Regions from separate parts of the Homo sapiens genome. Here region 1 is linked to region 2. The links are chromatin contacts, found by Hi-C or POLR2A ChIA-PET in ENCODE. All regions are on one chromosome and are shown on one strand. Each heading gives the region's core, a stretch centred on a gene start or an enhancer-like site at or near the end of the contact. The rest is flanking DNA. Distances are from core to core; before and after follow the strand shown. Region 1 holds the start of RAB6A (RAB6A, member RAS oncogene family). Region 2 holds the start of ARHGEF17-AS1 (ARHGEF17 antisense RNA 1).

Region 1 (4,627 bases), core at 1,250-3,749, 450 kb before region 2:
TCTGAAGACAAAACTTACACAGAGTACTTGGTAATATGAAGGCAGCTTCAGAGGATAATGAGGCTGTGTATGTGTCAATGCAAAATGAAAGCTTAAAACATTAAAACATTTTAGGTAAGAGGTGGACTAGACCATAAGGCCCTTCAAAATGACAGGGAACAGTACCACCTGTCTAGGTGACTACAGAGACCAAAGCAGCAGGGAGGACTGATTCATAAAGTTCTGTAGGAAGTACAAAGTAATTATAGTTCCAATCCTCAGATGTTACTTTAAAGTCTATTTCAGGAAGCATAATGAAAACTTGGTACCCATCAGAAAGAAAATAGCTACTCACTTTTGTTTGCATAATCTTTTTAAAAAGTTTCTTGGTTTAAGCTGCTCTTTGTATGTGCCAGGGTTCTGGGTTAATGGTGGAGAGGACCCTATTAGATCTGACAAACTACTTGTAAAATCAAATGTCCATGCTACAAGCCAGGTTTTTACCATTTTATTTTAGATGCATGTTCTACCTGCACATGGCTGGGAGAGGAACCAGAAGGGAGTAAATTTTGATAGAGATGGTTTGAGGATATAGCTGTTGTCTTGATAGGCCAGAATAGATGATATTTTAAGAACTTTGGTTCTTCCCTGTAATTTATTCTAGGTCAGCAATTCATCCCTGGGCCTGAGAAGGCACTTTTTCAATCCTGTCATTTCTACAGCTAAGCAAATAACTCCCCAATAATGAGAAAAAGTACATAAATGTTTTGTGAATGATATACACAAATGATATACATTTGTGTATAGACACAAATGTAAGGACATATTTTTTATTATTCACTTAGAAAGTTTTTTTGTTTTTTTTTTTTTTTTTTAAGACAGGGACTTGTTCTGTCACCCAGATTTCAGTGTAGTGGTGCCATACCTCAGCCTCCAACTCCTGGACTCAAGCAATCCTTCTGCTTCAGGCTCCTGAGTAGCCGGAACTACAGGAGCACACCACGATATTCGGCTATTTTATTTTTTGTAGAGATAGTGTCTTGCTTTGTTGCCCAGCCTGGTCTCGAACTCCTGGGCTCAAGCGATTCTACCGCCTCGGCCTCCCAAAGTGCTGGGATTACAGACGTGAGCCACCGCGCCCAGCTGCTTTATGGATTTTTTTTTTTGGAGACAGAGTCTCGCTCTTGTTGCCCAGACTGGAGTGCAATGGTGTGACCTTGGCTCACTGCAACCTCCGCCTCCCGTGTTCAAGCGATTCTCCTGCCTCAGCCTCCCAAGTAGCTGGGATTACAGGCACCCGCCACCACACCACGTTAATTTTTTGTATTTTTAGTAGAGATGGGGTTTCATCATGTTGGCCAAGGCTGGTCTGGAACTCCTGACGTCAGGTGATCCACCCAACTCAGCCTTCCAAAGTGCTGGGATTACAGGGATGAGCCACCACGCCCGGCTTTTTTTTTTTTTTTTTTTTTTTTTTTCTGTTGAGATGGAGTCTCGCTCTGTCGCCAGGCTGGAGTGCAGTGGTGTGATCTCGGCTCACTGCAACCTCCGCCTCCCGGGTTCAAGCGATTCTCCTGCCTCAGCTTCCCGAGTAGCTGGGACTACAGGCGCGCGCCACCACCCCCAGCTAATTTTTGCATTTTTAGTAGAGACAGGGTTTCACCATGTTGGCCAGGATGGTCTCGATCTCTTGACCTCGTGATCCACTCGCCTCCGCCTCCCAAAGTGCTGGGATTACAGCCGTGGGCCACCGCGCCCAGCCCGCTTTATGGATTTTGCAAGTCATTTACTCCCTCTAAGCTTCAGTTTCCTCATCTGCAAAATTGGGAGGCCATGATTCTGGCAGTTATAACATTCCTGGGAGCAATGGAGGAGAATGTTATTTAGTAAGATGCCTGTGAGGAATTATGATGAGAGGATGGAGAAGGTGGGGTGTGTGCAATGGTGAAGAAGGGATCTGAGGACTGTGAGGCACGGCTGAGGGCTCAGGAAAGAGGCTCCCATTACAAATTTTAAGGCTATAGGACCCCACCCACACTTTTTGGGGGATCATATTCCACCTTTGTCCCGGCCCCGCCTCCGCCCCACCCTTCTCCCCCTCCCCTTTCTTTCCTTCCCCTCCCCTCAGGCTGAGAGGCGCCACACTTCTTATGGCCGCCACAGTGCTCCGCTTTCCACAGCTCGAGGGCTGCGCGCGCTCTCACGCTGCCACCTCACTCGCGTGTGGGCTCGCCCTCAGCCCCTTCCGATTGGCTCATTATGTAAGTGACGTAAGGGCTCCAGCCTCCCACTAACTTATCCCTGGCTTGCCCCGCCTCCTCCTGGCTTCTTTTGACGCCAGTGGAAACCTAACCTGCCCCGTCGCCGCCGTGCGGGAGGAGCCGGTAGAGCTGTCCAAACCAGGAAGGCGATGGCGATGGCGGTGGCGCGCACGCATGCACGCACGCACGCACGCCAGCGGCCGGCGGGGCCGCAGGCTCGCGCCCGGGCTCGCCCCGCGCCGCTCCAGAGGCTCGCGCACTCAGCAGGTTGGGCTGCGGCGGCGGCGGCAGCTGTGGAAGCTCAGGCGCTGCGCGTGAGAGGTCCCAGATACGTCTGCGGTTCCGGCTCCGCCACCCTCAGCTTCTCTTCCCCAGGTCTGGGAGCCGAGTGCGGAAGGAGGGAACGGCCCTAGCTTTGGGAAGCCAGAGGACACCCCTGGCTCCTGCCGACACCGCCCTCCTTCCCTTCCCAGCCGCGGGCCTCGCTCGGTGCTAGGCTACTCTGCCGGGAGGCGGCGGCGGCTGCCAGTCTGTGGAGAGTCCTGCTGCCCTCCAGCCGGGCTCCTCCACCGGGCCTTGCAGGGGCCGAGAGAGCTCGGTGCCCGCCCTTCCGCTCGCCTTTTTCGTCAGCTGGCTGGAGCAGCATCGGTCCGGGAGGTCTCTAGGCTGAGGCGGCGGCCGCTCCTCTAGTTCCACAATGTCCACGGGCGGAGACTTCGGGAATCCGCTGAGGAAATTCAAGCTGGTGTTCCTGGGGGAGCAAAGCGGTGAGTGCGTGGCTCCCCTACTCCTGGCAGCTGGCCGCAGCGTCCCCGCACCGCCCCCGGTGCGGCCCTTCCGTCCGCGGAGGCTCCCTGCCCGCCTCGCGTCCGCGCTCGTTGCCACCGCAGCCCTTCCCGATGTGCCCCCCGGTGCCACTGGCTCTTCGCCAGTGGCCGAGTTTTTACCCTGTTCCCCGGGTTCTTCAATCCTCGACTCCCCGGCTCCGTTCCCCGCAGTCCGGCCATCTCCGGTCGATCTGCCCTCCCTCCCCAGACCTCACCCCGCCCAGCCTCTTGTCCATCCCTTTCTTCCTCCGGTCTCGGTCATTGCCCGTACCCCGGCCCCCTTTCTTGAGCCCCACCCTTATTCCTTGCTCTTTTCCCAGTTCCTCAGCTCTGTGAGGCCCACTCAGGGAAGCCCCACTCCCGAGAGCGGGCCCTCTTCAACCTTGGCCAAGGAGGGTGGGATCTGGGCGTTGTTTTCCCCAGAGGCTTGGCCCTGCGAAGTGCTGATGTCGTGGAAGGTGGGAAGGGGTGGTAGTAGAAAAAATTAAATGATTTTCACCTGGGTGGGAAATTAGTCTGGGCCATAGAGGAAACATCTGAATTGGAGACGACTTGAGCATGGGGTGGTTGGGGGTGAAAGGGGTAGCGTCGGCAGTGGAGATTTTTGCCCCTTAGGTTAGATGGGGCTGTGGCTTGTCGGAAAACCTCATTTTGTTCTCTTGACTTTCATCACTGACAATTCTTTTGGCAATGTTGATGATTTTTCAATCTCTGCCAGATGCTATGTCATGATCATTTTACTTGGAATTTTTCTCATCTCACCTCCCCTTTTTCTCTTTTCAACATGAAGCAGCGTCTGAGTCTCATGGTGGTACAAAAGGGAATTACTGGGGAAATGTTAATTATTCATTCCTTCTTGAGTATTTTCCAATGATATATTGAGGATTCATGTGAGAGAAGGCTTGGAATAACAAACATCTTTGTTTTGTCGGATTTCCTTTGGAAAATGGAGTAGAGTAGGAACAGACTCATCATCTAGTTACCTAAATTAGATTTAAATACCATTTGGGCTAAATAATTCTTTTATGCTTAATATTCTGTACTGTCTGATGAGTGAAATTGTTATGTCATTTACCTGGTCAGGTTCTGCTGTCACTGTACTTTTGTATTAGATACTAGATCCTAATTTTGTGATGGTTGTATCTACGATTACTTCTTGTAGTAATTCCAGTTTTATGCTGTATTATACAAACTTGACACTCGACAATTCAGAGATGATTACCCTCCTTTGTTTTTCTCATACTTTGCATGCCCATCTTTAAAATTCAGACATTGAGAGATTAGTTCTGAGTCATCAAACATTGAGTACCTACTAGGTGTTTTAGGTGAGGTTATAGAAAACATTAGTTATTTGTTTTGACTGGAAGGCATGTAAGTGATATAAATTCGTAGCTTTTATTACTACTTTGAACTATTTATACTAATTTGTATGCCATCACAGAGGTTAATACTCTTGCAAAATTGCCTCCAGTTAGAACTGGGAAATCATTTTTCTCCTTTCATGTGTAGATTATCTTCCCCTCCTCCCTTTTGGGGGGAAAAATACAATCTCCCTCCTTT
Region 2 (4,627 bases), core at 1,695-4,194:
AAAGCCACACGAAGAAGGGCAAACCCATGTCAACTGTGGCCCCTGAGCCAAACATCCTATCAAGGGTCTGGCCAACAGAGTAGCAAGCCTCAGAGAAAGGACTGAGCCTGCGCTGGGTGCCATCACACTCATCCCTCCAACAAAGAACCACACAGGGATTTCCAAAACCAGTCCCTGAGAAACATCCAAAGGACAAGATAAGAATCCTTTGTAATTACCACCCAGAACACCTGGAGCAGACAAGACCCTTTGCCATTAGCACCAGCAGAAAACTGAAGCTTCTACAGGGCCTGAGTAGACAGGAGCCCTGTGTCATTAACAACTCTTAAAACTGCACAGGCACTTCCAGGACCAGAAAAGCACCCTTGGCACCTGGGCACCTGACCAGTGAATACAATGCAAAAGGCTCCAACCGAAGTCGGTGCCCATGGCCCTTCTTTGGCCCCAATCTGAAGGCCCCTACAAAGGACTCACCACCTGTGGCTTGCTGCAGCACTTGCTGGCAGGGGTAGGCTCATCTGCAGGCCGAGCTGCCTCAGGGGGCTTGGCCTCAGCAGAGGGCGGTGCAGCCAGAGGCAAGCAGGGCATGTCCACTGGCACTGGGGCAGGGACCTCACCGGAGTGCAGGTTCAGCATGTACTGCTTGGTGACGTCCTCGAGCGATGGTGCCTGCAACGTGGGATGGGCTCGGGTAGGGAAGCCTATGGGTTCTGGCACAGCCACAGGGGGACCAACAGAAGTTGGTGGCTCAGGCACCACAATAGGCATAAATGTGGCGGGCACACTGGCATGGCGAACGTGTCTGGAGGAGGGCCGGGCCCGAGACAGGCTGCCAGTCTGGTCCTGACTGCCCTCGTCTCTCCGAAGCTCCTGGTGACTACTCCGAGCTGGGCGCTTCTTGGAGCCTCGGCGGATTAGCCTCGGGGACAGAATGTCAGCCAGCTTGGGGTCAAGGTGAAAGTTTCGGTGGGCAGTGGCAGGGGGAGGCAGAGCCTCAGGTAGGGCCCTTTCAGACTGTGCCCGGCTCCTGGTGGCACCAGGTTCTTCTGGCTCTGCCCGCTGCTCTACAAGGATGGGCTCGCTGCTGGATGGAGGCAGCATGGGCTCAACTTCTCGGATGGGCTCCCCTCCAGGGCCCTCGAATCCAGGCCCAGCCAGCTCCCCACGGCGGCTGGGGTCACTCAGGGATTTCTTCTTGGGGGCTTTGCCAGCAATCCTGTCGTCCACCACACGCCCCAGGGTGCCAGGCCCCTGAACTATGCTCTGAATAACCTCCTGATATCCCTTGCTCTCTTCACTGCCCACAGACCAGTCACTGTGACCACTGGTCAAGCCCTCATCCATGGCTGAGGTGGCAGGGAGCCCTGTCTTGGGGCTCAGTGAGCCCAGGAGGTTGCTGTCCACAGAGAACCCAGTAGGCTCTTCAGAGGTGGCAGCCCGGTGGCGCTGAGGAATTGGGTCACTCAGGGACCTGTAGGCCTCCCCTGCCTCCCCATTGCTCAATTCGCTCCCACCAGAACCTGAAGGTGGGACTTTGCGTCGTCGGCGGAGGGCACCTGGTGTGGGAGGGGTCTCAGGCGACACCAGGGCCCACCCGCCCAGACTGTCCTCAGTCCCAGGGCCATGGTGGTTCGTCTGGGCCGAGGATGAGGAAAGAGGTCGCCACATCCCTGTGGTACCCAGGCCGCAAAATGCTGCAACAGGAGGCTCAGGGTCTGCCCCAATGCCTTCATCTGTCAGACTGGACTCAGGGCCTGAGAGCTCCTCCTGGGACCGCTGCCCTCGGGTCACATCCCCTGCCCAGTCAGGGCTTCCAGGGGGGGCATCGCTTCCATCATCTTGTTGGGCACCCATGCGCTGGATCTTCTCAAAAACCTGGCGGGCCTCCTGCACATATTGGTCCTGGACGATGAGGGGCAGCGGATCCTCCTCGGCACCAGGGCCTGTGAGCAGGAGCTCGGAGGAGCTGGACTTCAGAGCACTGGTGCGGGGCAGGCGGCGGGCCATGGGCTTCTCAGAGCAGGTGAATGACTTTGCTCTCCGCAGAGTGGCTGTCAAGTCCTTGAGTGTGGGGCGCGTGCCAGGTGATGCTGGGGCTGGGATGGGTATGGGTTCAAGTTGCCCCACAGGGCCACCTGCGGATGGTGAGTCTCTGCCATCTAGGGGGTTGCTTCCACGGTCCCCGGAGCTCCCACCAGGTTTTCGGACCCTCAGCTCTGAAAGGTCTGAGCGCAGGAAACTGAGAAGCGTCAGGGTCTCTGAGGCGATATCTGGATTTGACAGGGACTTCCGCTGTCGACTCTTTTCAGGCTCAAATCCTCCATCCCTCAATGCCCTAGAGGTGCCTCCAGGTCCTTTGGCACGGGTTCGAGCCTGGGACCGCAGGAGCCCTTCCCCAGCTCCAAAGCTAGGGGAGCGGTACACGCCCCAGCCCCCAGAACCCCTACTAGACCATAGGTCGTCGTCCTTGAGGGTCTCCGTGCTGGAATAACGGCTGCTACCGCGGGAGCCTGCGGGGCTGGCCAGGTACGAGGGAAAGCTCACCTTGGCCACACGGAAAGCTCCTCCCACAGAGTCAGACATAGGCCGAAGTCCCTCCTGGGGACCTGGGACGCAGGGCGGAGAGCCACTACCCCACTCCCGGAGTCCTTCTTCTCTAGGGGCTCTTGGAGATGTTGGGGGCTCAGGGCTCCCAGAAACCCCTGCTGAGTTCATGCTGCTTAGATTTAACCCATCACTGTCAGGCCTGCAGTCCTGATCCAATAGGGAGCTTCCAGGCCTGAGCCCGGGCCTCCCTCCCCAGCGGTGGCCGCCCTCACCGTCTCGGTCGTCGTCACTGCCCGAGGAGTGGCCGCCGTGGTAGGCCGGACTCTGGGCTCCAGGCAGCTGCGGCGGGCCCTCCTCTTCCTCCTCGCTGGAGCTGGCAGCACGACTGCGGCTGACAGGATAGGAGGCGGCGATGGAGGAGGAGGAGCAGGAGGCCCGGGCCCCGGCCTGCGGTTGGGAGAAGATATGCCAAGAATGTAAACCATCCGCTGGACGCTGCGCCCGCTCCTGTTGCTGCTGCGGCCGGCGCAGCCTCCCTTCGGTCTCCGGCCCGGTCAGGGGCCGCGCCGAACGCAGACCCGCCAGGGGGAAGCATGTCCGAGGGGGTGGCGTCGGTGGCTGCCGCGACTCCCGAGCCGGAGGCTCCCACGCGGCACCGTCGGGGCTGGGCGTTCCTGGGGATTCAGAGTCGGCGCTGGGCCTCCTGGAGCCAGGACCGCCGAAGAGCTTGCGCATCTCGGTGACGCTGGGCCAGGCTCCTCGCGCTGGGCCCTCGGCCGCTTCTTCCGCGGCCGCGGGTAAGACGCCTCCGTCTCGGGTCCCAGCGGAGCCGTCGTCCAGACGCGGCGCGTCGAAGCGCCGGGAGAGCTGGCGAACCGACGGCGAGAGGCTGCGGAGCGGGCGCGGCTGCGCGGGGGCGGCCAGGGGCCCAGACGCCAGCTTGGACACGCGCCGAGAGGGCTGGCCCCGGGCAGCCGTGGTCGGCCGGCACGAGGCGCGTCGCCTCAAGCCGGGGGTGTCCGTGTCCTCCTCCCTCAGCCCGGGGCCGCCGCTCCAGCGCTCCAGCAGCTTGAACGAGACGCTGCGGTAAAGCTGGGGCCGGGGTGCCCCGTCCGCCATAGTGGCGTAACTCACTCCGGGGGGGCTGGCCTCGGGCAGCCGCGGCCAACCCCCCCTGCGCCCCCACTCCCTAGGAGCGCAGCGGCCCACGCCGAAAGCAGCGCACGGGAGTGTGGGAAGAGGACGCAGAGACCGGAGCAGAGGTTTCTCTGCCGCGGCTCAAGTTTCTGTGGCCACCGGCCGCAACGTCTCCATCCCGGGCGGCCCCTCCCGCCTCAGCGCCGACCCCCAGGCCCAGCCCCCGCCGCGGCTGGAGCGACCAGGGGCACCGCGGCACCGCCTGGGCGGGATCCCAGCGCTTGGTTCCTCGACTCTGCGTCCGCCTGCCCAACGCCCTTGGCTGCTCGCTCCTGGCACCCTTTTGTTGCAAATAAACTTTGCGGCAGAGGCAAGGGGGCGGGGGGCGGGGCCTCGCGCCCAAAAGAGGGGGTGGGCTCCGGGCGTGCGCGAGCCTGGGAACCGCGTGGTGGGAGGGAATCAGGGAGGAGCCGAAGAAGAAAAAGCCTGCTGGAGGACTTGCAGACTGAGGCGACCCTCTGGCCCTCCAGAGAGGTCCCTCGGGAGCCCAGCAGGCCGAGCTGCCCCCAGGGAGTCGCTGAGACACACACAACCGCTGAGCGTGCTCAGCTCCGCAGACTCGCAGCCAGGGCGCCGCGTCCACCGCGGGCCACCAGCCTCCGCGCGGAAACACCTCCTGCCCAGGGGCTCCAACATGGCAACCTCGGACTCACAAACTCTCGTACACACTGACACTCAGGTGCACGCAGACGCACACTCTCTGGGCCGGGAAAGGGGTGGGACTCGGCGCCAGGGAGAGCCCGGGGAGCCGCGGGCTAACTGAAGGGTCCGTCGCGCCCTACTCCCCGCCCAGGCCACGCCTCCTCCCCTTCCCTCCCCCTCCCCGCCCGCCCTCTGCGGCGAATTTAGCTGTAGCCACGCCCTTGTCCCCCCATCTCGCTCC

What was found. A loop is a pair of places that touch in the nucleus more often than their neighbours do. ChIA-PET counts read pairs that join two places held with the same protein, here RNA polymerase II (POLR2A). Pooled maps may share reads with other maps.
Region 1: a pooled map shows a loop between it and region 2 (12-fold over the local background). The contact joins the promoter of RAB6A here to the promoter of ARHGEF17-AS1 in region 2. A Hi-C loop is called at or near these places in 11 of 50 pooled maps. POLR2A ChIA-PET finds 5 or more read pairs at or near these places in 6 of 52 experiments (A673, BJ, HEK293 and 2 more).

The regions. Positions count from the first base shown.
Region 1 is chr11:73,758,946-73,763,572 of GRCh38, reverse strand. It overlaps RAB6A (RAB6A, member RAS oncogene family), which reads left to right and starts at 2,499. Exons shown (of 8, transcript NM_198896.2): 1 at 2,499-3,007. The coding sequence starts at 2,938. LOC124902711 (a long non-coding RNA gene) reads right to left here and starts at 2,415. Exons shown (of 2, transcript XR_007062775.1): 1 at 2,333-2,415; 2 at 473-1,836. RefSeq lists silencers at 1,892-2,081, 2,242-2,551 and an enhancer at 2,848-3,348.
Region 2 is chr11:73,307,678-73,312,304 of GRCh38, reverse strand. It overlaps ARHGEF17-AS1 (ARHGEF17 antisense RNA 1), which reads left to right and starts at 2,944. Exons shown (of 3, transcript NR_147696.1): 1 at 2,944-3,633; 2 at 3,741-4,423. ARHGEF17 (Rho guanine nucleotide exchange factor 17) reads right to left here and starts at 4,029. Exons shown (of 21, transcript NM_014786.4): 1 at 475-4,029. The coding sequence starts at 3,666. RefSeq lists enhancers at 2,214-3,034, 3,040-3,917 and silencers at 3,338-3,557, 3,788-4,117, 4,518-4,627.